Regions from separate parts of the Homo sapiens genome. Here region 2 is linked to region 1. Evidence: read pairs that join two places in POLR2A ChIA-PET (ENCODE). Cell type or tissue: PC-3. All regions are shown on one strand. Links, peaks and the distances in the headings refer to the core of each region. The heading gives the core; the rest is flanking DNA.

The links. ChIA-PET counts read pairs that join two places held together with the same protein. Peaks named below come from ENCODE experiments on the same cell type or tissue, not always from the same donor. Only the 100,000 strongest peaks of a DNase experiment are listed, where the experiment ranks them.
Region 2: POLR2A ChIA-PET joins it to region 1 with 42 read pairs; 4 of 35 experiments call an interaction of 5 or more read pairs at or near these places.

Annotation. Positions count from the first base shown.
Region 1 is chr1:180,119,126-180,135,275 of GRCh38, forward strand. No RefSeq gene overlaps it. Among named protein-coding and RNA genes, the nearest start is that of QSOX1, 28 kb to the right of the region's middle. In PC-3, for the core only: no CTCF peak of the experiment used is centred there; a DNase peak (open chromatin) is centred at 7,866; H3K27ac peaks cover 2,026 bases.
Region 2 is chr1:180,046,229-180,062,378 of GRCh38, forward strand. CEP350 (centrosomal protein 350) reads left to right here. Exons shown (of 38, transcript NM_014810.5): 22 at 2,308-2,477; 23 at 6,742-6,938; 24 at 7,522-7,706; 25 at 8,187-8,274; 26 at 15,992-16,138. Among named protein-coding and RNA genes, the nearest start is that of CEP350, 99 kb to the left of the region's middle. In PC-3, for the core only: no CTCF peak of the experiment used is centred there; no DNase peak of the experiment used is centred there.

The sequences.
Region 1 (16,150 bases), core at 6,568-9,067:
GTCCAGAAGCAGGGAATCCAACCCGGGAAAAGCGTGAGGGTGAGGGACATTCCCAGGATGACCGCTGTCTGGCAGGCCTAGAGAGCCAGCAGTCCAGTCCAGAACAGGAAGGAAGGTCTCCCGCAAGAAAGGAGGAGAGGGGAGCAAATACTCATTTTTTAACAACATGAGGAAAAAAGAGTGAGGAAAGACTTAATATTAGATTCCAAGAAGAGCGAGTAATGAAAAAATGAGGATTTGAGACCAGCCTGGCCAACATGGTGAAACCCCATCTCTACAAAACATACAAAAATTAGCTGAGCGTGGTGGTGGGCACCTATAGTCCCCACTACTCGGGAGGCTGAGAAAGGAGAATCACTTGAGCCTGGGAGGTGGAAGTTGCAGTGAGCCAAGATCATGCCACTGCACTCCAGCCTGAGTGACAGAGCAAGACTGTCTCAAAAATAATAATAATAAAAGGAAAAACAAAGCACCATACAAGTAAGGAACAACCATGGTGTGCTTCTTGGCTCAGCAATGAACAATATTTATAGTTACAATAATGTAAACATCGAATATTGTGATGTCACTACTTTGGGAAGACAGAGGAAGGGAAGTATCAGCTAAGTCTGCATCTACCCTATTAGGAAGTGTGATGGTTAATTTTATGTGTCAACTTGGCTAGACAACAATACCCAGCTATTTGGTCAAACATCAGTCTAGATGTTTCTGTGAAGATATTTTTCAGGTAAGATTAACAGTTAAATGGGTAGATTTTGAATACAGCAGATTCCCCTCCACAATGTGGTGGGCCTCTGCCTGCAGACTCCAGCTGCACATCAACTCTTTCCTGGGTCTCCAGCCTGCCAGCCTGCTCTGCAAGTTTGCTTCTCGCTAGCCCTCACAACTGCATGAGCCAATTTACATGTGCACACACACACAAATGCACATATATGTATACGCACATGCAAATCCTACTGGTTCTACTATCTGGGGAACCTTGAGTAATACAGGAAGTCAGTAGCTAAAGTCTGAAACTAATAACTCAAGAGTCAGCATATATATTTTTAATTTTTATTTTATTTTATTTATTTATTATTATTATTTTTGAGAGGGAGTCTTGCTCTATTGCCCAGACTGTAGTGTAGTGGCCTGATCTCAGCTCACTGCAACCTCTGCCTCCCAGGTTCAAGTGATTCTCCTGCCTCAGCCTCCCAAGTAGCTGGGATTACACCACACCCAGCTAATTTTTGTATTTTTAGTAGAGACGGGGTTACACCATGTTGGCCAGGCTGGCCTTGAACTCCTGACCTCAGATGATCTGCCTGCTTCAGCCTCCCAAAGTGCTGGGATTACAGACGTGAGCCACCGTGCCTGGTCAGCATATATATATATTTAATACAGAGTTGAACACCAGAACAAAGACGTTAAAATGAAATGGTTAACAATGTGTGCCCTTGGCAAGTGGGATGATGATGAGAGGAATGGGGCTGAAATTGACTCAGTGTGTGTGTGTGTGTGTGTGTGTGTGTGTGTGTGTGTGTGTGTGTCTGTGTGTATGTGTATGTTGTGTGTGTGTGTGTAAAAACCTTTTTTTGCTATGTACAAGTATCATCTGGTAATAAAAATTAATATTCTCTCCCAAATAACAAAGCATCACCAAAGAGGACATATTCCACATGTCTTAATTTCCCTCTCTGCTAAGTGCTGCACGGGGCACATTTAGATAAAATTATACTCCCTTTTATAATTTAAAAACTATTCCAATTCTATTATCTGCTGAAATTAAGAAGCTAAATTTGGGTTGGGGCTTTTTAAACAAAATATTTTTTATTTCAAGTATAAATTAGACTCAAAGTAATTAAAAAGCTTTGCTGTTGTGCATAATTTAAGTGGTATATTTAACACAATTCAAGCATTCTTAGTGCTTTTTTGTATTAAAAGAAAAAGATGTGCATTTGGTGTAGGCAGACAGTATAGGGAAAAGAATTGTCAGGTTGTGTCACTAACCAGCAGCCTCCGTGTGTCAATCTGTGTAGAACTACACCAGGGAGGCCAAGATTTCTTTCTCTTGGTTCTGTAACTCTAATTTTTTTTTTTTTTTTGAGACAGAGTTTTGCTCTTGTCGCCCAGGCTGGAGTGTAGTGGCTCGATCTTGGCTCACTGCAACCTCCACCTCCAGTTCAAGCGATTCTCCTGCCTCAGCCTCCCAAGTAGCTGGGATTACAGGCACCCACCACCATGCCTGGCTAATTTTGTATTTTTAGTAGAGATGGAGTTTCATCATATTGGCCAGGCTGGTCTCGAACTCCTGACCTTATGTGATCTGCCTGCCTCAGCCTCCCAAAGTGCTGGGATTATAGGCATGAACAACCGCACCCGGCCTGTAACTCTATTTTCTATTAAAGTATATTTTGTTGTTGTGATACTGGCACCTTTTGTGAGTATGAATCACATTTTCTTGCGCCTCTGTTTTGAACAAGAGTACCACATGGGCTGGGCATGGTGGCTCATGCCTGTAATCCCAGCACTCTGGGAGGCCAAAGTGGGTGGATCACTTGAGGTCAGGAGTTCAAGACCAGCCTGGCCAACAGGGTGAAACCCCATCTCTACTAAAAAATACAAAAATTAGCCTGGTGTGGTGGCACGCCCCTGTAATCCCAGCTACTCGGGAGGCTGAGACAGGAAAATCGCTTGAACCTGGGAGGCAGAGATTGCAGTGAGGAAGACTCTGTCTCAAGGAAAAAAAAGGGGTACCACATGAAAATATGTTTTATGCAACTTATCCTTTCACCTGAAGAATACATGTCAGGAAATCAAAACCAGTCTTTTAACTCTAAATGCGTTACAGGATTCTTAGTTTCCACAACACAAACGGGTATGTGTGATGACCCATTTTAAATACAGTCAAAATATTTTTTAAAATAATTATCATCTAAATAACTTCCCCAACTGGTCTGTCAGTGCTACTGCTACTGTTTTGAGAAAATTAATTCAAACAATTAGATGAGCCAAATGGAATTAGAACTTTGAATTCCTACTGCAAGTCTCAAAGTTGAACTTCTTCACTTAGAGAAAAGGGGTAGAAAAGGCACTTACTCAAGAATTCTGACTGGGAGTGGTGGCTCACACCTGTAATCCCAGCACTTTGGGAGGACAAGGTGGGAGGACTGCTTGAGCTCAGGCATTCAAGACCGTCCTGGGCAACATAGCAAGACCTCATCTCTACTAAAAGTAAAAAGAAAAATTAGCTGGGCTTGGTAGTGTGCACCTGTAGCCCCAGCTACTGGGGTTGGTGGGTGCTAAGATCGAGGCTGCAGTGAGCTGTGATTAGGCCACTGCACTCCAGCCTGCCTCAAATGAGGTCTCAGAATGAGACCCTGCCTCAAAAAAATTAAAAATTAAAAATAAAGAATTCCTTGGGAGCTGCAAGATTGTATTATCCCTGCTTCTGACTTGAGAGATCATTATCTTGTTAATTCTACTTCCCAAACTATACATAACATGAGGGTTTAAGAGGTATTTGCAGGATTTTTATGATTTGGGGAGACCCAGAACAGAAGATGGGAGGATCTGCTGGTTTCCAATGAAGAAGCTGAACCCTTGAAGGGTTTTGCTCTTCAAAGAGGGGCCAGCAAATGGAAACAAGATCATTTCGGTTTCTATCTCTTTGTTTATAAAAACAGCTAAGGGTTTCTCTGCCTATAGAGTAGTCGTTCTCTTGTTTCTTTACTTCTCAAATAAATAAATAAATGAAAAAGCTAAGGATCTCAATGTGTGAAATAACCATTATGAAAAGTAAATTACTGAGAAGACCTGAGGGCAAGCTAATATGCATTTAACTGTAAGAAACAAGTTACTTGCCTCAAAGTCTCAACAACAGGAGTTTATAATTCTCTTGTAACAAGGACTCCAGAGGCGGACAATGCCAGCGCTGGCCAATGGCTTTGCAGCATCAGGGTTTGGGTCAGCTCCTCCTTGATTCTCTTGGTCCAGGTGGCCACAGCAGCTCCAGTGTCCCGTCCTCACACAAGGTCCAATGTGAGAAGGGAGGGAGGGAACATCTCGTTACCTTATTCCCTCCTTTCATCAGAGAGTAAAATTATTCTGAGAAATTACACCTTTAAAATAAATCAAATAATTTTTTTAAAAATGGACAATTTAAAAAATAACATTAAAATTACTGTGTTAGGAAAGTGTTCATAAGAGCAAAAAAGTTTAAAAAGTAATTCTTTTAAATTAAAAAAAATGTTTTTAGGAGTCCCTGGCAAACTTGCCTTCATGTGTCATTGGCCAGGAATGGGGCTCACGAATGATCACCACAAATCATAAGGGAGACTCAGAGAGCAAGTGTCTAGAACTTTGGGCTGTAAAAGTAGAAGGTAGGTTCTTTGGGTAAAGAAGAAGAGTGGGGAAACAGCTGTCAATTTCACAACCAGCAGTGTCTGCCAATGAATAAATGTATCCTAAGCTGCTGACTTTCTTGGCAAAATCATGAGTTTATGAATAAATAAAGGTGTAACTGAGTAGTCATTGCCGACCTGTTGCATCATCACACCAACACCCTTCCGCATGTTCTACTATGACCAGAAGGGCCTTGAACACTCATCTTTTCCATCCTTCCACCCTTGGGCACAATTGCATGTGAAACAGCCCCCAAATGGAGCAATTTCTCCAGCCTAAATCACCAGAGAAGAAGCCATCATTCCTGACCTCATTCATTGGCCAGAAGGTCTTCAAATTTCCCAGGAGGGCAGTCCTTGCCCTAGCATGACTTATGATCAGGCTGTGTAGACAAAACACACACGTGTTAATAAGTAAAGGACACCGTTAGGTAATGCCCATCCAGGGCTGGGTTCATTCATTCATTCATTCCACAGATATCTACTATTTGCTGGCACTGGTCTATGCACTGTGGATCCCAAAAGAAAACAAGAAATCAAGATCCGTCTTGAAAGAGCTTACATTCCAGTGTAGGAAGACAGACAATAAGCTAGTAAGCCACTGCATAAACAGAACAGTGGTAAGATCTGTGAAGCACCTAGAACGGATGATATAAAATAGGGGGTGGGGGGCAGGAGCTACTTTATTTTATTTATTTATTTATTTTGAGACGGAGTCTCGCTTTGTCACTCAGGCTGGAGTGCAGTGGCGCGATCTCGGCTCACTGCAAGCTCCGCCTTCCAGGTTCACACCATTCTCCTGCCTCAGCCTCCCGAGTACCTGGGACTGCAGGAGCCCGCCACCACACCCAGCTAATTTTTTGTATTTTTAGTAGAGACAGGGTTTCACCGTGTTAGCCAGGATGGTCTCGATCTCCTGACCTCGTGATTCGCCCGCCTCATTCTGCCAAAGTGCTGGGATTACAGGCGTGAGCCACCGCGCCCAGCCAGGAGCTACTTTATACAAGAAGGTCAGGGGAGGCCTTTCTGAGAAGCTAACACTGGCGCTAAGACCTGAAAGATGAGAAGCCCGTTGCGAAAAGATCTGATGGAAGAGCATTCCAGGCAAAGGGAACGGCCAGTGCAAAGGCTCTAAGATGGAACGAGGAATAGAAAGAAGACCAGTGCGGCCACAGCACAGTGAGCAAGGGAGAGTGGTAGACACTGAGATCCGCCAGGATCCAACAGGGCCTCATGGGCCACAGGATGGTTTGGGATTTATTCGAGGTACAATATTCCACCTTGGCGAGTCGTAAGCAGGAGAGCGACATGACCAAGTTGAGTGCAGAATGGATTTTAATAGGGCAGGTGTTGAAGCAGAACATGCATTAAGAAGCTATTGCAGGCGATGATGGTAACTGGGCTAGAGAGTTGGCTGTGAATGGAGAGATGGGCTGTCTTTAGAGAGCGTGGACTGAATATGGGTGGTGAGGGAAAGAGGACTTTGGCCTGAGCATCGTGGTGGCTGGTGTGCCGTTGATGGAGATGAGGAAGACTGGAGCTGGGCCGCCTCACGGCTTTTATAGATTCAGGGTCTTCCGCGGTGGGAAAGACAACTGTGGCTTATGGTACTAAGAGCCCTTTCAAGAGGAGGCCTAGGAGGGTGTTTCATGCGGAGGGAGGTGTGAGCAGAAGCAGAAAGGCAGGCTGTTTTGATTGGAAGGCTGGGGCAATGGGGCTGGAGAGGTGTGATGGGACTACACCATGGACATTTGAAGCTGCATTTAACAAATGATTTCTCCTGTCAGTTCTTCAGCAACCTCACAGTGACAGCTGTGCTGGCAGGGAAGAACGTCTGAGTGGTGGGAGGCAGGTGGCTGGGGTAAGGTCCACTGGCCACTGTCAAGAGGCCTCACTGAGGGGCCTTAACTACTTGGGACAATTTGCCACCACCAGGGTCTGCCCCCCAACCTGATAGGGTTAGAAACCAGAACACATCCGTGCTCCCACAGATGAGCAGGCCCTCTGGAGAAGTCAGAATAAGTCACGTGAATTGGAAGAATGAGCCAGAAAGCCATCTTACTAACTCAGAGTGAATCCCAATTGCCCCATCCTCTTTCCACAGCCACGCCCCTCCCCTTGCCTATCCCCCGAGGCACAGCAATAATTGGTGGTAAGTTTGGTTAGCACAGAAATGGAGCCAAGTCTTGAGGAGCATTTCACCCAGGAATGGTGGGCCCGGGAAATCCTCTCTTCCCACTCATGCCTGGGCTGCTCCTGTCTCCATGCCACCTCTCTCCCTCCTGGACAATGCTGACCCTGACAGCCGCCACATTCACTTCTCCAACTGCCCAACAAAAACCTTCACAACAGGCCAGGCACAGTGGCTCACACCTGTAATCCCAGCACTTTGGGAAGCCGAGGTGGGTCGATCACCTGAGGTCAGGAGTTCAAGACCAGCGTGGCCAACATGGTGAAACCCCGTCTCTACTAAAAATACAAAAATCAGCCAGATGTGGTGGGATGCACCTGTAATCCCAGCTACTCGGGAGGCTGAGGCAGGAGAACCGCTTGAACCCGGGAGGCAGAGGTTGCAGTGAGCCGAGATCGCGCCATTGCACTCCAGCCTGGGTGACAGAGCAGGACTCTTGCCTCAAAAAAAAAAAAAAAAAAAAAAAATTCCTTCACAACAGATAGGGCTGCCCGCCAAGCTTACCTCGTGGGAGCCCTTGACATATATCATCGTATGCAGCCCTCATGACCACCTTCTGAGGTCAGCCCCATTCTACAGGTGAGGGAACTGAAGTTAAAAAGGTTAAGGATCTTGCTCAAGAACACAGAGCTTGTGAGTGACACAACCTGGCCTCACCTGGGTCTGTCTGGCTCCCACAGCCAGGCCCTCTCCAGATGCCTTTACTCCTATGTTTCTATTCGTCCATTGTTCCATTTCTTGGAACATCTTCCTCGGGCCTCAGAACACGTTCCACCTCCTCCTTTGGCACTTCTGAGTGGACACCCTCAGTCGCCAGCCAGACCACCACATCCTAGAAAAGACCCCAAGGACTCTCCATGGCAAAACTAGAATCTTTACATGCCACCCCATTTGTTCAGAATAGAACCCAAGCCCCTAGTGGGCTGCAAGGCGCCCCCCACAGCCTGGGCTCACGTCCCCATTACACACCCTCCTCAGGCCAGCGTCGGGATCACTTGGGGGCTATTGAAAATGCGAATATGGTGGCATTTCCCCAGCCTCTGGCCTGGTCTCTTGGCGTTGTTAATAGCGATGATAAGCAACATGACTGTTTACTCTTGCTAGTCACTTGTTTTACAAGTATTTGTTCACCTAATCCACAAATTACCCTGTGAAACAGAAACTGTTAGTAGACATATTTAATAGACGAGATGGTTGAGGCACCAGGAGGGTAATTAACTTGCTCAATATCATCAGCTAGTAAGTGGTGGAGCTGGATCGGAAACCATTTGTCACGTCTATCCCCAGACGCCCAGCAGGTTCACATCTCAGACCTAAAGCTTGTATCTGCTGAAAACAGATGACTCAGGCCTGACTTCCAGGTGTTGGAGCAGAGAAAAGAGAAAACCAACTGGGTCTGCAGCCTGCACTGGGACCACGCCCTTCTGAGAGCCACTGCGCCCAGGTTAGGACGGCGCAGGTTCAGTTCTGCCACATGAATTCAGACCCCACTTCTTCCCAAATAGGGTAAACAAAAGAATGTCAGCCTCAACATCCTGTTCTTTAGAAATCCCTGCTGCTTTCTTCCTTAGCCCCACCCACTGTAATACTTTGCTCAAGGTAGGTTTCATAGTGAGTTGAAAGGCAGCCTTCATTTCTCAATATGACAAATTAAACTCTTGTCAAGGGATGCTTTATATTTAGCTATTAAAAAGAACTGAAAACAGGTCGGGCATGGTGGCTCACGCCTGTAATCCCAGCACTTTGGGAGGCCAAGGCGAGTGGATCACGAGGTTAGGAGATCGAGACCATCCTGGCTAACACGGTGAAACCCCATCTCTACTAAAAATACAAAAATATTAGCCAGGCATGGTGGCGGACGCCTGTAGTCCCAGCTACTCGGGAGGCTGAGGCAGGAGAATGGCGTGAACTCGGGAGGCGGAGCTTGCAGTGAGCCGAGATCACACCACTGCACTCCAGCCTGGGCAACAGAGCAAGACTCCACCTCAAAAAAAAAAAAAAAAAAAAAAGAATTGAAAACAATTTGCATGTCTGTGAATGTGTGTTTGTGTCTGAGTGTGTGGTGCAATCATTATTAGCAAAGGGGAAGATGGCAGGTGGCACATGTCACAGGCAGAAGAATTTTGCAGGGAAGTACATAGAGAATCCTCAAGGTGGTGACGTGCCTGCCACGTTCCAGGACTGCATGGCTCCCAGCAGCTCATAAGAATCCCACTTTGAGCACTGCAGGGAAAACGGGTCACCTCATCCCTTCCAGCTCAGCTGTGCCCAGGGCCTAGGACTTCCCACTGGGGACTCTGTGGCTGTTTATTTTAGTCCCTGCTCCTGCCAGCTCTGTGCTTGGCGTCCACCTGAGGCAGCTTCCTGGAGAAACGGCTGAGCCACAGGGCATTGTCCCCAGACCGCAGAGCAAATGGTGGAGTGCCATGACGATGACAAACATTTACTGAATGTGTAGACATTCCCACTTAATCCTTGAAAACAGAACACAAAATAGGCTAAGAGCTTACATAATTTGCCTGATGTCACAGTTAATAAGTGGTGGAACTGGCATTCAAACCCAAAACATACGCTTCGAACCACTCTACGGATCACTGGTGACCAGCTCAGGATGCCAGCAAGAGCAGGCCTCCCATGAGAGAGCGTCGTGCAGTTTGCTGGATACGGTGGGAATGACCCATATTTGAGCTCCCAGGGGAGAAGCAAATGGGGGACAGGACTGGACAGCCAAGGTGCAGGGCATCCTCTGGGAAGGCGCGTGGCTCGGAACACAAAGGCTTCCCGGGTGCAGCATGGGAGGGAGCCCGGGCCAGGCTTCTTGGGTCCACGCCTAGCTCTGCCACTCAGACCCACCCCAGGATCTGTGGGCCCAGAGGGGAGGATGGAAGGAGGCCACAGACCACATGTCTAAATATTTAAAATACTTTAAAGCTGTCAGTCAAGCCGACAGACATAAGGAGAATACACTCCACCCTCCTACGTTGACACATAAACTTCTCAATGACCTGGAAGGCCAGGTGTGAATGCAGAACTCTGGGGCTCCACACAGTTCTGTGTCTGGAGGAGGGAGTGTGGGGAGGCCCATGGCTCGCCCTCCTCTTCCCACGCCCTGCTCTGTCACACCTTCAAAGGGGCCACGTGTGGACAGTGAGACTGCTGGTTCAAATTCTGTCCACACTTTTCATAAAGAGCTGCCCTGCGGCCACCATTTGGGCCCACTGAGGTGGCAGCATGCACCCAAAGGAAGACAGGCCTGGGGAGAGGCCCTGGCAGCAGCCTCATGGCTGTGTGGGCTGGAATTCCACAGTGTGTGCTCCCAAGTGTAGTCCACAAGCAGGAAGTGAGCCTTCCCCTTGGCTCCGAGGGCTCCTTGCCTTGTGGGGAGGGCACCGCCAGACAGAGGCCAGAGCAGGCCATCTAAAGCGTGGGGCCCTGGCAGAGGCCCGTCAGGCCTGGCTCTCGGGAGGTTGCTGCCACCATTTCCTTATTGTGGAACTTTGGGCACATTAGTCTCTCTGTGCCTCGCCTTCCTCCTCTGTGAATGGAGATGATTACAGTGAGGAATAACCGAGGAACAGCGTGCCTATTCAGGATGAGTAAGGTGCTTATGGCGGTGCTCGGAAATAGTAAGTGTGATATAAATGCTCACAATTAAGTGTAATTAGTGTAATTATTATTTGGTTTTAGTCAGGGATCTTCAAAGTCGTTAACAGATTGAGTGCTGGAAAAAAAATAAAAAACTCATCCGTTCTCAGGCCAGAGCTTGTAAAGGAAGAGAAAGTGTGGGAAAGCAGGGAGCAGAAGGGAGTGGGATAGAGGGAACGTGGGGCATTCGCTGCGAATCCACCCAAAAAACATGCACTAGGGAGGCATGTTTCTAGGCCCCCGGTAACAGGAGTGAGAAAGACAGACGGCGATTCTTGCCTTCATGCACCTTCTTGGCACAGCAGTCAGGGTGGGAGGTGAGAAGGAAGATATTTAACAAGGAAACAAAGAAATAAGCATTATCATTCCAGATGGAGACAAGGGGAGTGAAGGAAATCAAACAGGGAAAATCAAGAGAGAATGACTCTGCAGGAAGGTGGGGTGCAGGCTGGGCCAGGCAGAAGGGAAGAACTACTCTCAGGAGGACTGCCAAGACCTCTCTCAGGAGACAACTGTAAAACTGAGACCTGAGCGGGGAAAACAAACAACGAATAACAAAAAACCTGAGACCTGAATAATGTGGAGGAATTGACTGTGTAAGAATCAGGGAGAGGGTGTTCAAGAAAACGGCTGATGAGGCCGGGCACGGTGGCTCACGCCTATAAACTCGGCACTTTGGGAGGCCGAGGCGGGCAGATCGCTTGAGGTCAGGAGTTCGAGACCAGTCTGGCCAACAAGGTGAAACCCCATCTCTACTAAAATACAAAAATTAGCCAGGCGTGGTGACACGCACCTGTAGTCCCAGCTATTTGGGAGGCTGAGGCAGGAGAATCGCTTGAGCCTGGGGAAGTGGAGGTTAGAGTGAGCCGAGATCGCACCACTGCACTCCAGCCTGGGCGACAGAGCGAGACTCTGTCTCAAAAAAAAAAGAAAAATAAACAGGGCTCTGGCATGACTCCTAGGTCTGGGGCCTGAGTAGCAAGCTGGTGTGATGTCTTTACTGAATGAGTCCAGACTAGGGGAGAAATAGAGTTTGTAAAGAAAACCCACAGTTTCAGTTAGGACATGTCAACTTCAAGATGGCAGTCATTTATTCCAATGGCAATATTGAGTCAGATACATGAATTTTGAACTCAAGAGTGAATTTAGGGCTAAAAATATAAATTTAGGAGCAGTGGTTCACAGATGTATTTATTTATTTATGTTATTATTATTATTATTTGAGACAAGAGTCTCGCTGTCACCCAGGCTGGAGTGCAGTGGCATCTTCTGGGCTCAAGCCATCCTCCCACCTCAGCCTCCTGAGGAGCTGGGACTACAGGCATGCACCACCACACCTGGCTAATTTTTTATATTTTTAGTGGAGACAGCTTTTTCCATGTTGCCCAGGCTGGTCTCAAACTCCTGAGCTCAAGCAATCCACTCACCTTAGCTTCCAAAGTGCTGGGATTACAGGCATGAGCCACCACGCCAGCCTGCAGATGGTATTTACAAGGGACAAAATCGGATGGGATTGCTTGCAGAGAACATGTAGGAGATAAGAAGGCTGAAGGCTGATGGCTGAGGGCCTCTCACATTCAGAGCTGTGGGATGATTAAGAGCCAGTAAAGGAGACTGAGAAGGAGTTGCTGGGGAAGTAGGAAGAGAACAAGCAGATGACATGGTAGGCTCAACAGTGGGCACCAGAATGTCCATACCCTAATCTGAGGAACATGTGAATATGTTACCTTAGGTGACAAAAGGGACCTTGCAGGTGCAACTGAGGTTAAGGAGTTTGGGATGGAGAAATTATCCTGGATTATCTCAGTGGGCCCAATCTAACCACCCGATTCTTTACAAATACACAAGGCAGCAGTGGGAGTCAGAGAGGTGTGATGATGAAAGGGGCTCAGAAGATGTAAAACACGAGGAAGAATTGACCCACCACTGCCGGCTCTCAAGATGGAGAAGCCAAAAATTCAGGTGACCTCTAGAAACTGGGAACGGCCCTCAGCTGACAGCCAGCCCAGACACAGGACCTCAGTCCTTCAGCCGCAAGGACTGAATTCTTCTAATAAACTGAATGATTAAGGAAATGGATTTGCCCCTAGAACCTCTGGCAAAGAATCTAACTCTGCCAACACTCTGATTTTAGCCCAGTGAGCCCCATGTTGGATTTCTGAACTACAGAACTATAAAATAATAAATTTGCATAGTTGTAAGCCACAAAATCTGTGGTAATCTGTTATTGCAGCAAGCCAGTGAATGTATGTGGTTTAAACTAAAAGCTGAAGGAAGAACGTGTTTCAAGAAGGAGGGGGCCATCAGCTGTGTTGCAAGCTGCTGAGAGGTTGAGTCAGAGGAAGACAGACATAACCTTTGAATGGGGCAACGCAGAGACTGCCACTGACCTCGACCAGCAGTTTCAGTGGAATGGTGAGATCAGAACGCAGACGGGAGTGGGGCAGGCCATGAAGGTCAGGGTGATGATGCAGTGAAGACAGACAACTCTTGTCAAGTTTTGAAGAGGGGGGAGGAAATGGGGCAGTATCTGGAGAAGGGTGTATGTTCATACAAGAGTTCCACTTTGTTTTAGTGAGAGACAGAGAGCAGGTTGTTTGCTGAAGGAATTGACCTTGTGGGGGAGAAAAAGTGAGATTTGCGAGTGGGGTTGGGGGACCAGCAGCAAAGTGGGATCCAGAGTGCAAGTGGAGGGGCCGGTGTTGATGGGAGGAAGGGGCAGGAGGGAAGACAGAAGATGAGTCTGGGCGCGAGGTGGCTTCTAGCTTGATGGTGGGAGGAAAAGGAGTTCCAGTCTGATGGCTTCTATTTTGTCATCAAAGTGACCGAAGTGAGGTCTTGTGTGAATGTACAAGGGGGAAGAAAGCATGCTGGAGGCTTGAGGAGCGAGAAAAGGGTATAGAATGGCTCACCCTGGAGCCTGGGAAGCAACCTGATGATAGAAGCGGAGCCCGCTGCCCCAGGAAGGAACTGGCCTCTGCTGCCTCTTTCACCTTCCTGGCGCGGTCCTGGGGGTGGTCTGCTGGGTTCAGGTTGGGCTGTGGAGTATGTTCTTACTCACTAGGCAGGTAACCCAAGCAGCTTTTATAGCCTTGGTCTCTTCACCACCATCATCTTAGTCATGCTTGCCCTGCCTACTTCCATCAAAGGAGGCAGCAAGTGCTGCATGGACAGTCAGGCGCTGTCTGAGTGGGAGTCATGGTTTTTTCCTTATGGATGGAGTCCATCCTGTAATACCTGGCCAGTGAGGAGATCCCCAGCAAGCTAGAGATGAGCACAGAGGGAGAGCGTCTGTCTAGCTCGCAGCAATGGCCTCTGCCTTCTGAGATCGCTTCCTTCGTAAGCGTAAGCAGTAACTTCCACCTCCACCCGGTCCCCAAGAGGCCTGACAGACTCCCAGCCTGGGTTTACTTTCCTGGGGCAATAGTAATATGAATCCACATAGAGGCTTGGTCCCCATGGGGTGCTCCTCCAGCCATAGTGTCTGCAGCTGTCATCTGGCTAGATGAAGGAAGGGAAACCAGGGCCTGATGCTGTCCTGCCATTTGCTGAATGTCACCCTCCAGGGTAGCCCAAGAAGAAGCAGTAAGTCTTCCAATGTGAGTTTCCTGTAAAAGTTCTTTGGTGACGTAGGGCTTTTTGTGTAGGTGATTTGGGAAGGGGCAACTTTACAAAAATCAGATAAGCTGGGTGGGTGGCTCATGCCTCTAATCCCAGTACTTTGGACAGCCAAGGTGGGAGGATTACTTGAGCCCAGGAGTTCAAGACCAGCCTGGGCAACATAACAAGACCCCATCTCTACAAAAAAAAATTTTAAATTAGCCAGGGCTGGTAGCCTGTGGCTGTTGTCCCAGCTACTCAAGAGGCTGAGGTAGAAGGATCACTTGAGTCTAGGAGGTCAAGGCTGTAGTGAGCTGTAATTGTGCCACTATACTCCAGCCTGGGCAACAGAGCAAAACTCCATCTAGAAACAAAACAAAACAAAACAAAAATAGATCAATAAGCCTCATTGTGACCAAAGAGAGGTAGTGTTCTCCCAGTGAAAAGCAGGAGTCAGGGAGCTCAAGGACTTTGTCCAGGATCAAACACAGGTCAGCTGAGGACCTAGGAATCCAATTAGTTTGACTTGACTCCAAGCTCATGTTTTATTCTACCATACGAAACTGCTTCCCTGGATCCAACCAGCCTGCCTGCTTCCCAGCAAAGGGAAGAGGAGGGAAGGAGCCAGCATTTACCAAGCACTTGTTTACCAGGGGTCCTGCTCTTTGCAGTTCACAGTCGGGGGAAGGAGCACCCCTAGATGGCCAAGAGGCTGTTTCATGATTAACCCCTGCCAATCGGAGGTCTATGGGAAACAGGTATGCTCTGGCTGAAAGCCATGCTGAGTTCAACATGTCATCCTGGTCACCAAAGATAAAAGGATCAGGAAAATAACAGCACAAGTAGATACTACATTCTCCTCTCCAAATACCTTCTCTCCTCCTCCTCTCAGTCCCCAAATGCCATTTTTCCCCGAAATGGAAAGTAGGAGATAAAACTATCAGGGAGATGAGGTCGGCGCGGTGACTTACGCCTGTAATCCCAGCACTTTGGGAGCCCAAGGTGGGCGGATCACGAGGTCAGGAGTTTGAGACCAGCCTGGCCAACATGGTGAAAATCTGTCTCTACTAAAAATACAAAAAATAGCTGGGCGTGGTGGTGCACGCCTGTAATCCCAGCTACTCAAGAGGCTGAGGCAGAGAATTGCTTGAATCCAGGAGGCAGAGGTTGCAGTGAGCTGAGATTGTGCCACTGCACTCCAGCCTGGGCGACAGAGCAAGACTCTGTCTCAAAAAAAAAAAAAACTATTAGGGAGATGAAAGTGAAATGGAACTCCTTCTGATCTCACAGAAACATTCAAACAGTGGAGGAGAAAGGCATAGGAAAGAAACTGGATAAGGTATATAAAGAGAAACAAGCACATAGCCCCTCCAAGGGATTTTGCCAAACGCTTCACTTCTGCTCTTTATCCACTTGTGATATTTGTAGATGACATAAGCTGGTTATGTGGCAGCTCTATGGACTTACTGTTGCATTGTTCAAGGCCAAGTTTCCCAAAAGGAGCTGGGGAATAACATAATGTTGAGTCCAGAACGTTCCTTTGGCAGAGTTTTATGTTAGAATCTTAATACAGAAATGAGAAGAGAAGGAATACACTGATAATATTTATTTTATATTTACAGTGGGATCCTGGTAAAAGGTGTTGGCACCCTTTCAAAAAATTGTTGGTACCTTTGTACAGAGCTGTGGTCATATCAATTGGCACAATACTTTTGGAAATTACAATTGTTCCGTGAAAGGGCCATTTACGCAGAGTGATGCCCAAGTGTCAAAGAAGTCCAGAAACCAAAGCAGGAGGCTGTCAAATCCAGTTTGTTGATTTTAGGTCACTTACTAGGGCAACTTAAAGACAGAAGCATGCTCTTGGGCAGCCACGAGATACGTAGGTCTCTGTACTGCAACCCCCGAAACCCAGGGCCTCTATCTCGGGGAAAAAGTGTATGTGCTCTGAAAGTGTATGTGGAATATAATGTATCTGGAAGTATACGTGCTCTGGGAAGTGTAGGTGGCTACCAGCATCACAGCCTATTTCTGCAACAGCATCAAGGGTTGCTTTGGAGGAAAAGCAAAACTTGAAATGAAGAGGTATTCCCACAGAAAGAGTAATACATCAACTAGACATTTTGTTCCTGGACTTGAAGTTAGTCAGGTAGATTAGCATTTAAAATAAAGTCACTCTTGGCTGGGCACAGTGACTAATGCCTGTAAATCTCAGCACTTTGGGAGGCCGAGGTGGAAGGATCACTTGAGCCAAGGAGTTTGAGACCACCCTGGACAACATAGCAAGACTTCATCTCTATTAAAAAAAAAAAGTAGCTGGGTATGGTGGCAC
Region 2 (16,150 bases), core at 7,595-10,094, 72 kb before region 1:
AGCAGTTACTCCCTATACCCTCCTCTGGCAACCACTAATCTGTTTCCTATCTCCGTTCTCTATGGATTTGCCTATTCTGGATTTTTTATATAAATGGCATCATTACAGTATGTGGCCCTTTGTAACTGACTTCTTTCACTTAGCATGATGTTTTCAAGTTTCATGCATGTTGTAGCATGTATCACTACTTTGTTTATATGGCCAAATTATATTCTATTGCCTGGATATCCCACATTTTATTTATCCATTCATCAGTTGGTGGACATTTGGGTTGTTTCCACTTTTTAACTATTATAAGTAATGCTGTGAACATTCACATATAACCTTTTGTGTGGATATGTTTTCATTTCTCTTGAGTATATATTTAGGAATGGAATTGCTGGGTCATGTATGGTAGCTCTATGTTTAAATTTTTGAAGAATTGCAAAACTATTTTCCAAAGTAACTGCAGCATTTTATACTATTTTCCCACCACGTAAAATTTTTCTACAGTCCTCACCAATGCTTGTTGTTTTTTTTGTTATAGCCATCTTAGGGGGGACCATGCATACTTGTATCACCAGAACTTAGCAAAGTACCTAGCACACAGTAGGCAATCTACTACAAGTTTATTGAGTGAATGATTAGCATATAACTACTAATTGGTAGAATTGGGATTCAACCCCATGTCCTTCTGACTTGAAAGTCCCTACTGTGTGCTGCATTACATCTTTTACCTTATTGCTTTATTAGAAGATTTATGTTTTCAAAAACTTATTAAACCAAACAATTGCATTATATTCTGATAAGTACTGTCATAGAAATATACACAAAAAAACAGTATGAACACAGGGACAGAAGTGACCAAAGCTTCCTTGAGAGTTGGGGTGGGATCCATGGAGTTTCTTAGAAATAACACTTGAACTGATTCTTGAATTCCATAGGTCGTTAGGCAGACACAGCAGCAAGGGCATTTTGGAAGAGGAAATAAGCATGTGCTGAGGATCCTAAGTATATTAACCTGGCTTGTGTAATGAATGAATAAACCAAGAAATGTAAGGAGGAGAAAGCTTGGGGGAATATACGTTTCGTTTGTTGGCTGAGGAATAGCCAAAATCAGAAGTTCACATGGCATTTCAATACTTGAAGCTTAAAATCAAGGGAAGGGCAAAGATAATGATACAAATTTGAGGCTCACTCTAAATGATAGTAGTTGAAGTTATGGTTAAGATTGCCCAAGGAGAATATGTAATATAAAAGAGAAAGAGGGCCAGCATGGTGGCTTACATCTGTAATCCCAGCACTTTGGGAGACCGAGGCAGGTGGATCATCTGAGGTTAGGAGTTCAAGATCAGCCTGGCCAACATAGCGAAGCCCCATCTCTACTAAAAATACAAAAAAAAAATTAGCCAGGTGTTGTGGCACATGCCTGTAATCCTAGCTACTCGGGAGGCTGAGGCAGGAGAATCTCTTGAATCCAGGAAGTGGAGGTTGCAGTGAACCAAATTGTGCCACTGCACTCCAGCCTGGGCGACAGAATGAAACTCCTCAAAAAAAAAAAAAAAAAAAAAGAAAAGAAAAGGACCAAAACAGAACCATCAATTTTAAGGAAAGACAGAAAAATTTAAAGCAAATGAAAGAAACAAGGAAAGCTTGTTAGAGAGATGGGAAAAGCAGGTGAGAGTAAAATCATAGGATATAAGAAGGGAGGGCTCTTTTATTTAACATTTAATTTTGACATGATTTCAAGCTTATAGAAAAGTTGCAAGAATAATAGAAAGTCCTCAAATATCTTTCATCCAGATTATTCTAACATTTTACTACATTTTATTTAGCAAGTAGAGCTTTTAAAGAAGGAGATATGGTCAACATCTAATATTGCAAAGCAATAAATTATGTATTGGATTTGGCAATTCAAAGTATAGATTAAGCTTATTTAGAACAGTTTTAGTAGAGCAGTTGGGGTGGAAGCAGATTGTGATAAATCGTGATGTTAATGAAAAGTAAAGAAGTGGAAACAGTGAGTAGTAGCTCCCTTTCCCAGAAGTTTGATTTTGAAATGAAAGGAAAAAAGGGAGTGATAACCTAACAACACTGCCTATTATTATTATTTAAAAGTGAAACCTTCCTCTCTCCTACTCATCTTTCTCATCTTTTCCAATATATTCTCAGACTTATGTTACTTAGCTTTTTCTGTTTTATATTACATCTTTCTTCATTTTTATCTTGACTATAAAGTACAGTCATTTGGCCAAATAAGTTTACTTTGAAGCTATAATCCTTATTTTGTTAATTTTGTTGTTGTTGTTTCCATGTATCCATAAAAAGAAGTAGCAGTGGTAGCAGCCGCCAAGAAAGTCCTTCAGTTCCATCTTGTAAGGAAAATGAGAAGAAACTTAATGGTGAAAAGATAGAGAGTTCCATTGATGAACAGGTTCAGACTGCTGCAGATGATTCTCTACGAAGTGATAGTGTTCCATCTCTTCCTGATGAAAAAGGTAACTTTCTTTGCAAATAAATGTGTAATCATTTGTTCAGAAACCAGAGGAAAGGTGATCCTTGTTATAAAGTGGCAAATAAGCTGGATGTGGTGGCTCATGCCAGTAATTCCAGCACTTTGGGAGGCTGAGCTGGGAGAATTGCTTGAGCCTAGGAGTTTGAAACCAGCCAGGGAAACATAGGGAGACCTCTGTCGCTACAAAAAAATTAAAAATTAGCCAGGCTTGGTGGCACAGCCTATGGTCCTAGTACGTGGGAGGCTAAGATGGGAGGATCACTTTAGCCTAGGATATCAAGTCTACAGTGAGCTATGATTGAGACATAGCACTGCAGCTTTGGCGACAGAGCAAGAACCTGTCTCAAAAAAAAATAAGTAAATAAAGTGGCAAACAACTTGACTGAAACTGTGTTCCAGTGTTTTGGAATGTAGACATTAAAAGTGATGTATTTGGATATTTAGCTGAGGAGATTTCTAACTTTATCTCATTAATATTTACTAAACTTTATCTCAATAATATAGTGTTTCTAATTAAAGCATATTTAATTATAGATAATATTTGTAAGCCTTAGAAGGAAACACAGTAACGATATGTGACTTGTTTGTGCCATATCTCAAGTCTTTACCATGGTGCCTGTCTTCCAATAACAGTGAATAAATAATTGTCAAGTGACTATTTTAAAATATCATGAACAGTGACTTTAATTTCTTTAAACAATATTGAATTACTTGCCCTGTGCTTTACTTGACTAGCAGAAATACAAAAACAAAAAAGTATTACTTGGACTGCTGCTGCTTCTGGCCATGATGGAACAACAGGGACCAGACTTACTTACACCTTTTTTTTTTTTTTTTTTTGAGACAGAGTCTTGTTCTGTCACCAGGCTGGGGTGCAGTGGCGTGATCTCAGCTCACTGCAACCTCCGCCTCCTGGGTTCAAGTGATTCTCCTGCCTCAGCCTCCTGAGTAGCTGGGATTACAGGCACGCACCACAACACCTGGCTAATTTTTGTATTTTTAGTAGAGACAGGGTTTCACCGTGTTGGTCAGGCTGATCTCGAACTCCTGACCTCGTGATCCGCCTGCCTTGGCCTCCCAAAGTGCTGGGATTACAGGTGTGAGCAACTGCGCCTGGCCTACTTACCCTCTTAAAGCAAGTAAAATATCAGGCAAAACATGAAATAACTATTTTTAAGACAGTGGGCCTCAGGCATTGAATTGTGTTGATTCATGAGAGACTGGAAACAAATGAATGCTACAGTTCTACCAGTTTACTGCCTAGAGAGTTTCCAGACTGCAGAGCATGGAGCCCAGTGGTCTTCTTGAGTTGAGGAAATGGAGTTAGGAATCTAAAGAAGCCAAGACAGCTAGAATTCACAGGGCAGCCACTATCCAAAGAAACCAAACCCTTAACCTCGTATGTAGAAGAAAACATAAATCTAGGTGACGTTCGGTTTCATGATGACTTCTTAGGTACGTAACACCTCAAGGTGTGATCTGTGAAAGAAAAAATTGATGAATTGTGTTTTATCAGAATTTTAAAACTTCTATTTTGTGAAAGACATTGTGAAGAGAATGAAAAGCCACAGATTGGGAGAAAATATTTGCAGCTCACATATTTGATAAAGGATTTATATCTAGAATATATAAAGAACTCTTAAAACTCAATAATAGAAGGCTGGGTGCAGTGGCTTATACCTGAAATCCCAGCACTTTGGGAGGCTGAGGCAGGCAGATCACCTGAGGTCAGGAGTTCAAGACCAGCCTGGCCAACATGGTGAAACCCCATCTCTACTAAAAATACAAAAATTATCTGGGCATGGTGGTATGCGCCTGTAGTCCCAGCTACTCAGGAGGCTGAAGCAGGAGAATTGCTTGAACCCGGGAGGTGGAGGTTGCAGGGAGCCGAGATGGTGCCACTGCACTCCAACCTGGGCAACGAGAGTGAGATTCTGTCTCCAAAAAAACCAAAAAAAAAAAAAAAAACAAAAAAACCTCAATAATAGGAAAAACAACTCAATTTTACAAATGTACGGAAGATCTGAACAGATACTTCATTGAAGAAAATATGCAGATGGCACATAGACACAGGAAAAAGTCTTCAACATCGTATATCATTAGAGAAATTAAAATTAAAATTACAAGATGCCATAACACACTTATTAGAATGGCTATCAGAAAAACAGACAATAACAAATTGGTAACAAGGATGCAGAGCAACAGGAACTTGCATACATTGCTGGTGAGAATGGAAAATTATATGGTCACTGTGAAAGATAGTGTCTTGTAAGACTTAACCATACAATCCAGCAGTCAAATGCCTGGATATTTACCAAGTGATTTGAAAACTTATGTCTACATAACAACCTATATACTGATGTTCATAGCAGCGTATTCATAATTGCTAAGAACTAGAAGCAACCAAGATGTCCTTTACTAGGGGAATGGATAAACAAACTGGTACATCCATACAACGAAATACTATTCAGCTGTTAAAAGGAATAATCTTTTGATTCATGTAGCAACATGAACGAATTTTACAGTCCTCCGCTCTACCAGACCTCCGCTCTACCAGATGAACTGTTGAAGGGAGCACACATGGACGAATTTTAAATGAATTTTACTAAGTGAAAAAGCAGGCCCCAAAAGTCTGTGTATTATAATATGATTCAATTTATATGACAGTCTGTAAAAGCCACAACTAAAGAGTTGGAAAACAATTGGTTTTTAGGCATTGGGGGAAGAGGAAGTAGTTGACTGCAAAGAGGATGCACGGAGCAACGTTTAGGATGAAGGAACTGTTACATAGAGTAGTTGTTCTGTGTGTATGTATGTTCTGTATGATGCTATGTATTTGTCAAAACCTTGAAACTGTGTATCACAATGAGTAAATTTTAATATCTGTGAACTAATCATGCATACACACACATTAATCAGGATATTGGGAGTTCCCAAAATGGAACGCAGCCTGCAATAAATGGATCTAACTGTGTTACAGATACATGGCATAACAACATTGAAGGGGTTGGGGGAAAGAGCTGATCTAAGTAAGTAACTTTGGAAAATGGTGTCTTGAGTGGAAACTATTAATATAAGCCTAATACAAAAGGAACGGTACATAAACCTATACTCTAATTGGATAATAGTTTTTCACAGGGGTACAGGTTAACAGTTCTTTACATATATATTGGGTTTGAACAAATAAGTAAACGAGTGTTGGATGGTCAGAGCCAGGTTTCTCAGTGTTGGAAGGGAAGATACACAAGAAAGGAAGACTAGAATGAACTCTGGTACTGGATCATAGACATAAGTACGAATTCATGTTTAGCTGGCTGACTGGATGGGTACAAAAGCAATTGTAATTGTATGCGTAACTATGTGCACACACGTATACATGGATTAATATACATCCATATATTACCTAGCTCTGTCCACTGAGCAAGTGCAGAAGCAGTGATACAACTGTAGTAACAAGGACAACTAGTGCCTACAAATTCTTTCTTTCTTTCTTTTTTTAAGAGACGGGGTCTTGCTCTGTCACCCAGGCTGGTCTCGAACTCCTGGCCTCAAGGGATCCTCCCACCTTGGCATCCCAAAATGCTGGAATTACAGGTGTGAGCCCCTGTGCCTGGCCCCTAGATTGTGGTTTCTAAATATCATTCTTTAATAAAATAAATAAGAGCTCTTTGTAGAAATAGCTGATTCTAGGGCTGTAGGGAAAATACAGTTTGAGCCTGGAGTATCTTGTAGTACCAGAAAGGGAAGAAGTATTCAATAAAAAAAAGGATGCAGGACCATGGCAAAGGCACACAGGAACCAAACTGAAAGAGCTGTCATATTCTAATTAAGCTTGGAATTAATGAGTTTTTTAAAAAGATATTTTTACTTCATTTCTTTGATTGATAGTAATGTTAAACATTTTTTTCACTTTTACTATTTATATTTCCTTTGTAAAGCATCTGATCTGGCCTTTTTTCATTTTTCTATAGGTGCATTAGTGGTTTTCTAATTGATTTGTAAGAGCTCTCTAAATTTTTTGCAACATTAATCTTTATATGTCTTAACCTAATATTTCTAGGTATTTTTAGAGGCTTTTTCTTGCTTGTAAGGCAAATGAATTTTGTTTATTATTTCATGTCTATTTATTAGTGATCAATTTTATGAATTTATGTTGGATTGTCCCATAAAGAGGCAAAGGGCTATTAATTGAATACCTACTGAGAACAATTATAATGATAAAATCTACTTTCTCCATATTCTTTTAGACTCAACGTCTATTGCAACAGAATATTCTCTGAAATTTGATGAATCCATGACAGAAGATGAAATAGAAGAACAATCATTTCGATCATTACTACCTTCAGAGAGTCACCGCAGATTTAACATGGAAAAGAGAAGAGGTCATCATGATGACTCTGATGAAGAAGCTTCTCCAGAAAAAACTACACTGTCTACTGCCAAGGTGTGTTTCACTTTATCTGTGGAGGTAAATGGTTGTGGATATGTTCTCTCAAAGATATGAGAAAACATTTTGTACTTATCTCATTTGTCAGCTACTAGAATGATTTTTCTAAGATATCAGTTTTATTTTATAGTTTTCCTATGAAATCTGGTTTCACTTTCCTTACAAAGTACAATACAAACTTATTTTTTGGAATGATATATAAGGCCTTTGAGGATCTGAGCCAATATTATCTCTCTAGCTTTTGTACTTGCTTCACTCTTCTAATACTTTATTCCATTTAGAAATTTACATTCGTTCTTACCAAATTGTAATCCTCTTGGTTAAGAGGAACAAATTCTTACCCACTTTGTATCCTTGGGACAGTAATTGGCTTGCAGTAGTTTATTAAAATTTTATTGGCTGAATAAATTAGCAGATGAATGTTAATCTGCCTCATGTGCCTTTTTAAAGAATATACTCTTACATTGTTGGTGGCCTTGTTAAATACATAGTTTGTTTTTGTAAATGCATACCTCTTTTAGTGGAATTAAGTACCAAAAGGTTAGATGATGATAAACAAGAAAGAAACCATCTACTTTAGGAACTGAACATGCCATTCTCAGGAGGACAAGATAGCTTTTCTAAATTTACTATGGAGATGGTTCGACAGTATATGAAAGAGGAAGAAATGAGGGCAGCTCACCAGTCTTCACTCCTGCGTCTCCGTGAAAAGGCCTTGAAGGAGAAGACTAAGGCTGAATTGGCCTGGTTAGAGCATCAAAAAAAGTAAGTTCTTTTGAGCAGTTTTCACTAATTTCTTCATTCATAAAATGGAATGCTTTATATTTTAAGATTTTTTTGTTTCCTCATTTCATTTGATTAGAGCAGCCCAGTTTCTCAAGCTAGAAATAACGGCAGTCATACTTGATTTGTATTTCTTTCAAGACCTCCTCCTACCCACGTAACATTTTCTTTGCATTCCCCTTTTATCACTTAACTGACTGTAATCTTATGTTGTCATATGATGCAATATTGTAAACTTCCCCAAGTCCTTCTGTCTCCAGAGGACACATTCTAGGGCTTGCATATACCTCAGTGAAATACTTATTTGGATATTAATGGTTACGGCTACATGTAGCAACTGCTTTTCACATTTGAAAATGTTAAATTGGTTTGTAGACTTTTTAGTAGTCAAGAATTCTTGACATTATTCAGGTAAGAGAAATTTAATCAAATCTTTGTCTCAATGAAAAATATTATTTGCAGACATCTACGAGACAAAGGAGAGGATGATAAAATGCCCCCGCTCCGGAAGAAACAGCGTGGTTTGCTTTTAAGGTTGCAGCAAGAAAAGGTATGTTAGGGAAGGCACCCCTTTAGGACAGCTTATAAGGCAAGTTAGTTTGTGGAATCTATTATTTTGCCTGATTTCTTTTCCTTATCATTGCCTTAAATGAGATTTAGTTGATACTTCCACTGTTTATGTTCATACTACTATAATTATAGGGGTTGCTTGGTAATCTACTGTATTTCTCCTAAATGAGGATTGTGTGTCACTCCTAAATTAATAAAATACACAGGCAAACTTTCTACCTTCATGTAGTAAGTAGAAGAAAATACTCTTTTGAAATACAAATTTTAAAAATTAAGATATGTGTAAAAGAATCTATTTGGATTAAATTTTAAATTATTGTTTCCCTAGACTTTCATGACATATTAATTACATATTGATAAATATTTTGGCTTAATGGACTTAGAAAGACCTCAGTTTTGAATTCTGGAGAGGCAGCATGGTGGTGTAGTGGTAAAGAATTCAGGCTCTGGAGTTAGATTTCCTAGGCTAAAATCCCAACTTTACCAGTTGCTGGTTTCATAACCTTGAACAAGTTACTTAACTTCTCTGTGTCTCAGTTTCCTCATCTGTAAACTGAAGATAATAATAGTAACATACTTTATAGGGTTGTTTTAAGAAATAAGTGAGTTAATACATAAAATAAACTTAGAGCAGACTGTGGCACAATGGTAAGTGCTCAATAAATATTAGTTGCTATTATTTGAATTCCAGCGTTGTCACTTGAAACTGTGTAATCATGGTCAAAGTTTAAGTAACTCTCTGAGACTTAATTTCCTCATCTGTAGGAGTGGGATTATACTTCATATAGTGGTTGTGAGGATTAAATGAGGTAACATATGTAAAGTGGGTTTCACTGTGCCTGGTAAGTATTCAATAGATTCCAGTTTTTTTCCCCATATTAACCTGTTGTCAGGTGCTAGCTACTGTGTTAGATGATTTAGGAAGCTAATTATCTGAATTATATATTGGCTTATTACTTAGTTGTATGTTTATCCCAGGAAACATTACAGATAATATGAATTTGAATAAATTCTGAATTCCATCTTTTTTTTTTTTTTTTTTTTTTTTGAGACAGTCTCGCTCTTTTACCCAGGCTGGACTGCAGTGGCGCTATCTCGGCTCACTGCAAGCTCCGCCTCCCAGGCGCCATTCTCCTGCCTCAGCCTCCTGAGTAGCTGGGACTACAGCCCCCACCACCGCGCCTGGCTAATTTTTTTGTATTTTTAGTAGAGACGGGATTTCACCATGTCAGCCAGGATGGTCTTGATCTCCTGACCTCGCGATCCGCCATCCTCAGCCTCCCAAATGCTGGGATTACAGGCATGAGCCACCTTACCCGGCCTGAATTCTATTTTTTAAAAAATAAGTTGTGTCTTTTTAATCCAAAAAATTGGTTTTAAAATAAATTAAAATTTTTTCTTAGTTAAAATAAGTAAATAACTTTCTATAATGTTACACAATAGCTTTCTGTTATAAAATAGAATAAAAATAAGATTTATAAATTTATCCCTCATTCTGTGGGGTTTCTTTTCACTTTCTTGATAGTATCCTTTGAAGTATAAAATTTTTCATTTTGATACATCTGGTATTTTATTGCATGCCTGCTAATAACATGTTTTTTGTTTTGATTAGTTTGAAAATGTATTTGTTTCACCTTTATTTTTGAAGGATATTTTTAATAGGCATAAAATTATTTTCTTTCAGCACTTCTAAAGATATTTTCCATTATTTACTGCTTTCCATTGTTTATGTGGAGAGGTCAGTTATCTTAATCTTGTTCTTTTGAAGGTTCCTCTTAAGATTATTTAAAAATTACCCAGTTTTTCAGTAGTTTTACTATGATGCATGTAGGCGTGGTTTCCTTTGTATCTATCCTATTTAGGATTTGCTGAGCTTCTTGTATTGGTTTTTTTATTTAATCAGTTTTTCAGAAACTCTCTCTTCATGTATTGCTTCTGCCCCTCCCCCCCCCCCTTTTTTTTTTTGAGACAGGGTCCCACTCTGTTTCCCAGGCTGGAGTACAGTGGCACGATCTCAGCTCACTGCAACCTCTGCCTCTAGGGCTCAAGCAATCCTCTCACCTAAGCCTCCCCTGTAGCTGGGACCACAGGTGTGCGCCACCAGTGCCAGGTAATTTTTTGTAGAGATGGGGTTTCGCCATGTTACCCAGGCTGGTCTTGAACTCCTGGACTCAAGTGATCCCCCCACGTTGGCCTCCCAGAGTACTAGGATTACAGGTGTGAGCCACTGTGCCTGGTCACTTCTACCTCATTCTTTTTCTCCTTTCCTTCAGGGACTTCAATTAGACATAGGTTAGACCTTTTGACCATTTGCCACATCCCTCTCTTCTGTCTTGTTTGTATTTCATTCCTTAAAACAAATTAAAAACTAAAAACACTGTGCTTCAGTTTGGAAAGTTTTTATTGACCTGTCTTTGAGTTCATTAGTATGTCCTCTACTTTGCCCAGTGTGCTGCTAAGTCTATCCAGTGAGTTCTTAATTCGATTTGTTTTCGTTCTATAATACCCAATTTTATTCTTTTTAAAATAGATTTTGACTCTGTTGAAATTCTCTACCCTTTAATCTACTTTTCTTTCTTTTTTTTTTTTTTTGGAGATGGAGTTTCACTCTTCCTGCCCAGGCCAGAGTGCAATGGCGCGATCTTGGCTCACTGCAACCCCTGCCTCTCGGGTACAAGTGATTCTCCTGCCTCAGCCTCCTGAGTAGCTGGGATTACAGGCGTCTGCCACCACACCCAGCTAATTTTTTTGTATTTTTAGTAGAGACGGGGTTTCACCATGTTGGCCAGGCTGGTCTCGAGCCCCTGACCTCAGGTGATCCACCCACCTTGGCTTCCCAAAGTGCTGGGATTACAGGCGTGAGCCACCGTGCCTGGCCTACTTTTCTTTTTCTACTTATTATCCATAGTTATTTTAATGTTCTTGACTGCTGTTTCTTCCCTGTCTGCTTGTATGTGGCCATGTGTGCCTCTATTATTACTATTGTCTGTTTTCTTTTTTTTTTTTTAAACTATCGTATGGCCCCTTTTCTTTGCATGCCTAGTAATTTTTTTGTTGAATACTAGTCACAGTTATATAAATAACTGCAAAGGCTCCAGCTGATGGTCTCTTCCCCCAGAGAGGATTTATCCTTTCTTTTGCTATTTTATGAGAGTTTTCTTTTGCTATTTTATTAGAGTTATCAACTGTTCATCTTAATTCATTCAAAGATTGTGCTGGGTTAGGGTTAGGTTGTAGAGTTGGTAAGCCTCAGTCTACTTCTGGTCTGCATTATCCCTAGGTTGGGGCTCTCCAGGGATTCACTGGAAACCCAGATAATACTTTTTACTCAGCACAAGAGACTGGGGATTTCTGCCCTGCTTTTGAGACTTTTCTGGGTTAACTCCTTAGCCCTCTATGTGCTACTTCAGAACTTGACAACTGCTTTGAGGAGAATGTGAGTTTGAGATCTCCTGAGTCTCCTAGTTTTGTCACTGTGGCTCTGTGTGGATGGTTAGAGTGTTGACTGGTGTAACCACTTTGAGTTGAGAGCAATTGCCACTACCTGGTTCAGTTGAGGACATATATAATATATGACTCAGCAGTTCTGTCTTGGTATATATCCTAAAAAAGCTTTCACATATGTTCAAGGGAAAATGAAAACAACTTAATTTCTTCAATAAAAGAATAGATGAAATAAAACATATTCTTGCAAGAAAGTATAATACTGCAGGAAACTGAATGTGTTAGATATCAACACTGTCTGTAGAGATTTCTGAAATGATAGTAATTTTCTTTATCTGTGTTGTCCAATACTGTAGCTACTAGCCACATGTAGCTAGAAGCTGTCATATTGGACAGTGTAGCATGAGATCTTCATTTATCAAAAACCATAATGTTCTTTTTAATAGAAAAGCAAGATGCAAAGAATATATACAGTATTATACCAGTCATATAAATTTTTTTAAAGTAACCAATTAGTAGTATATGTTCTGTGGAACCACTCATGCATCAAAAGCAAAAAACCACATATAGAAATGATACACTTCTGGGGAAGAGAGGAAGGAGGAAGAGATTGGCATGGAGTTTGGTTTCATCTGTATTTATCTATTTATAGATAATAACATATTTGAAACAAATGTGCAAACTGTTAAATATGTTTAATGCCAGTCGTAGGGATATGAGTGACTACTTTTTCTTTTTGTAATACTTAAGAATTTTTTAAGTAAATATGCAAAATATACTCTTTGATCCAATTGGTTACCCCTGAAAAGTTGCCTTATATGTTGAAAAAACCAAAGTGTAAGAATATATGTGCTAAGATATTTCTTGCAACTGTAGCAGTAAGAATTCTTTTGACTGATAGTGAAATGGCTGGCTCTAAGCAATTTGGTACAACCGTATCCAAAAAAGAGAGACCATATTTTCCTATGTCTTATTCGTTTTACCCTCCCTGAAGTGACATTCATAACACATAAAAATAACCATTTTAATAAAGTGAATAATTCACTTACACCATTCACCATTTTAAAGTGAACAGTTCATTTGTACAACTTCATGAATTATTCTTACAAGAGGGACAAACCTGTTTCCCAAGTATTCCTTAGAAGTTGTCTCTTTTTTCTTCTAGGCTTGAATTGGGTGAATTTATACATTATTTAGTTCAGAAACTCAGGCCTAAGTTAGTGGAAGTTTCAAAACGTACTCTGTGAAACTCTGGCCTCTAAGACCCTTTCACAGGTCTGGAAGGTCAAAACTATTTTCTTAATGATACTCTGTTATGAATTTGCCCTTTTCACTGTGTTGACATTTGTACTAAATAGTAGAAAACAATGCTGAGTAAAACTGCTGGTGCTTTATCACAAGTCAGTGGCACCAAACTGTATTGGTAATTTTCTTATTCTTCATGCCACTTACTTGCAGTTAAAAAAAGCAAGTTTCATTTAGAATGTCCTGATTGAGTAGTAAGAATTATTAATTTTATTGTCTTGAACTCTTGAGTACATGTCTTTTTTGTATTCTGTGTGACAGAAACGGGAAATCCATAATCAGACATCTTTGCTCGATACCAGAATATAGTGATTAATTCAAGAAGTATTTGTGCACTTGTTTGAATTGTGAGCCTTTTTTTTTTTTTCATGGAATAGTATTTTTACTTGAAAGAATGATTCAAGGCAACCTGTGCTAATTCGGATTTGAGTGTTTGACAAATGTTTTTCTTAAAAACAAAGAAAGTATCCCTGTCACTTCAAATAAATAACTGACAATATATGTTGCCAATGATAAAATTCAAGCTTTCACACAAAAGTCAGGATTTTGAAAAATTTCTGTTGCCCACCCAAAATAATTTTTCTTTTGAGATTAATGGTGATATTCATGAGTATAACTGTTTGATATTGCATAATGAAGTGTGTCAACATTTAGAAAATCCACATAACTTAGTGAACCAACATTTTCCCAGTGACCAGTGCACAATGTTAAAAAAAAAATCAAGCTAGACAATAAAGAGATTTGCAAAACTCTAAAATATCATTCTTTTCACTAAATTATTTTTTGTTTTGGAAAATATAGTTACTTTCTTTAAAATGTACACAATCATTGTATACTCATTAGGGAATGAGAATAAAGAGCAAGTAATATATTTGCTAACAATGTATTTAGTGTTATAAAAAATGGTTTGATGCTCAGAGTCCCCTAACAGGGTCTCAAGACTTCCAGGGATTTCATAGAGCACACTTTGAGAACTGCTACTCCAGAAAAATTTATAAATGTGCCCAAGAAGACAAAATGTATAAGGCTCTTCACTTACAGCATTGTTTGTACAATAGTGAAAAATAAAGAACAACCTTAAAATCTCACCATATGGGGTGGGCACAGTGGCTCATGCCTATAATCCCAGTGCTTTGGGAGGCCAAAGACAGATCACTTGAGGCCAGGAGTTTGAGACCACTCTAGGCAACATAGCAAGACCCTGTGTCTACAAAAAAATAAAATAAAATAAAAATTAGCTATGCGTGGTGGCACGTGCTTGTAGTCCTAGCTACTTGGGAGGCTAAGGTGGGAAGATCACTTGAGCCCATGAGTTTGAGGCTGCATTGAGCCACTGTACTACTCCAGCCTGGGCAACAGAGCAAGACCTTGACTCTAAAAAATTTTAAAAATAAAAATAATCCCACCATACATGGGTAAGAGATAAATATATGGTTCTCCACTGTAATTTTATGCAGCATTAAAAGGCGTAAATTAGCATGGTGAAATATCAAAAGTGATATCTAGTAAAGCAAGATTTAAAATATATACATATGATATTTATAAAATATTTTTAAACATACAAACCAAATAGTATATCTTTTTTTTTGCAGATAAGCACAAATATTTTTAGAATAATTTAAAAAGAATGTGCTGGAAGGATAGATACCAAACCCATGATAGTTGTTACCTCTGAGGAGTTGGGGCACAAGATTGCAGACTAGTTTTATCTGTAATGTTTTATTTCTTTACAGGATTAAAGACTAGGAGAAAATATAACTGAATATTAACAATTGTTAACTTGGTGTTTTGGAAATGTAGATGTTTATAAAGCACTTTTTTGCATTTTAAGGTAGTTTCAGAAAAATCTCAATGATTAAAATAATTATAACTAACAAATTTTAATGTGTTTATTATGCTTTATTGATAAGAAAACATTGATTGATTGATTGATTGATTGATTGAGACAGGGTCTCACTCTGTTTCCTGGGCTGGAGTGCAGTGGCATGATTTTGGCTCACTGCAACCTTGACCTCCTGGGCTCAGGTTGATCCTCCCACCTCAGCCTCCCAAGTGGCTGGGACCACAGGTGAGTGCCACCACGCCTGGCTAATTTTTGTGTCTTTTGTAGAGGTGGGGTTTCACCATGTTGCCTAGGCTAGTCAACTCCTGGGCTCAAGTGATCTGCCTGCCTTGGCCTCCCAAAGTGCTAGGATTACAGGTGTGAGCCACCATGCCCAGCCAAGAAAACAGATTTAAAACAAATTTATTTTTTAAAAAGGATTATCTGTTAAATTTTGACAATTATTAGCAGTGAAGTGTATTATCTTCTGCCCACATAGCAACTGAAAACAGTATTCTGTGTGGAGAGATATTGGTACAATGTAGTCTTAAATGTTTCTGGTAGCATTGTAGACAGGGGCAGTCCTTTTTTGAAAGCAATTTTAAAAACTGTTTTTAAGAACCATAAAATGATTCATTGTCTTTGACTTGTTTATTTTACTTTTAGAAATCTCTCCTAAAGAATTAATCCATGGTATGAAACAGCTATGGGCATTAAAGCATTATTTGAGATAGTAAAACATTATAGGGGCCTAAAAGTTTAGCAATAGAATAATAGTTACATTAATTAGTTTACTTGATAAGCAGCTATTAAACTAGTAAGTGTAAACGTTGAGTAGCATTATGGAAAAATGTAAAATATATGTTATGTTTTAAAATGGGATATGAAATTATCAATCTAATTATAATTTAAAATTAAGAGATCATATTAAATTATTTTAGAATGGTGGGATTATATATGATTTATTTCCTCCCTCACTATTTTTTAAACTTTTCAGTATTACTACTTTTATTATAAAATACTATATGTATTTATTTTTAATATATGTGCTGATTTTTTTTTTAAATATTACTTTGGCCTTGTCTTCTCCCAATCTTAATCCCTCTCTTAACTCTTTAAACCTTAGGCAGAAATAAAACGTCTTCAAGAAGCCAATAAGGCAGCTCGGAAGGAAAGACAGCTGATTCTTAAACAGCAGGAGGAGATAGAAAAGATCCGACAGACCACCATAAAACTACAGGAGAAATTGAAGTCTGCAGGGGAGAGTAAATTGGTAAACTACATG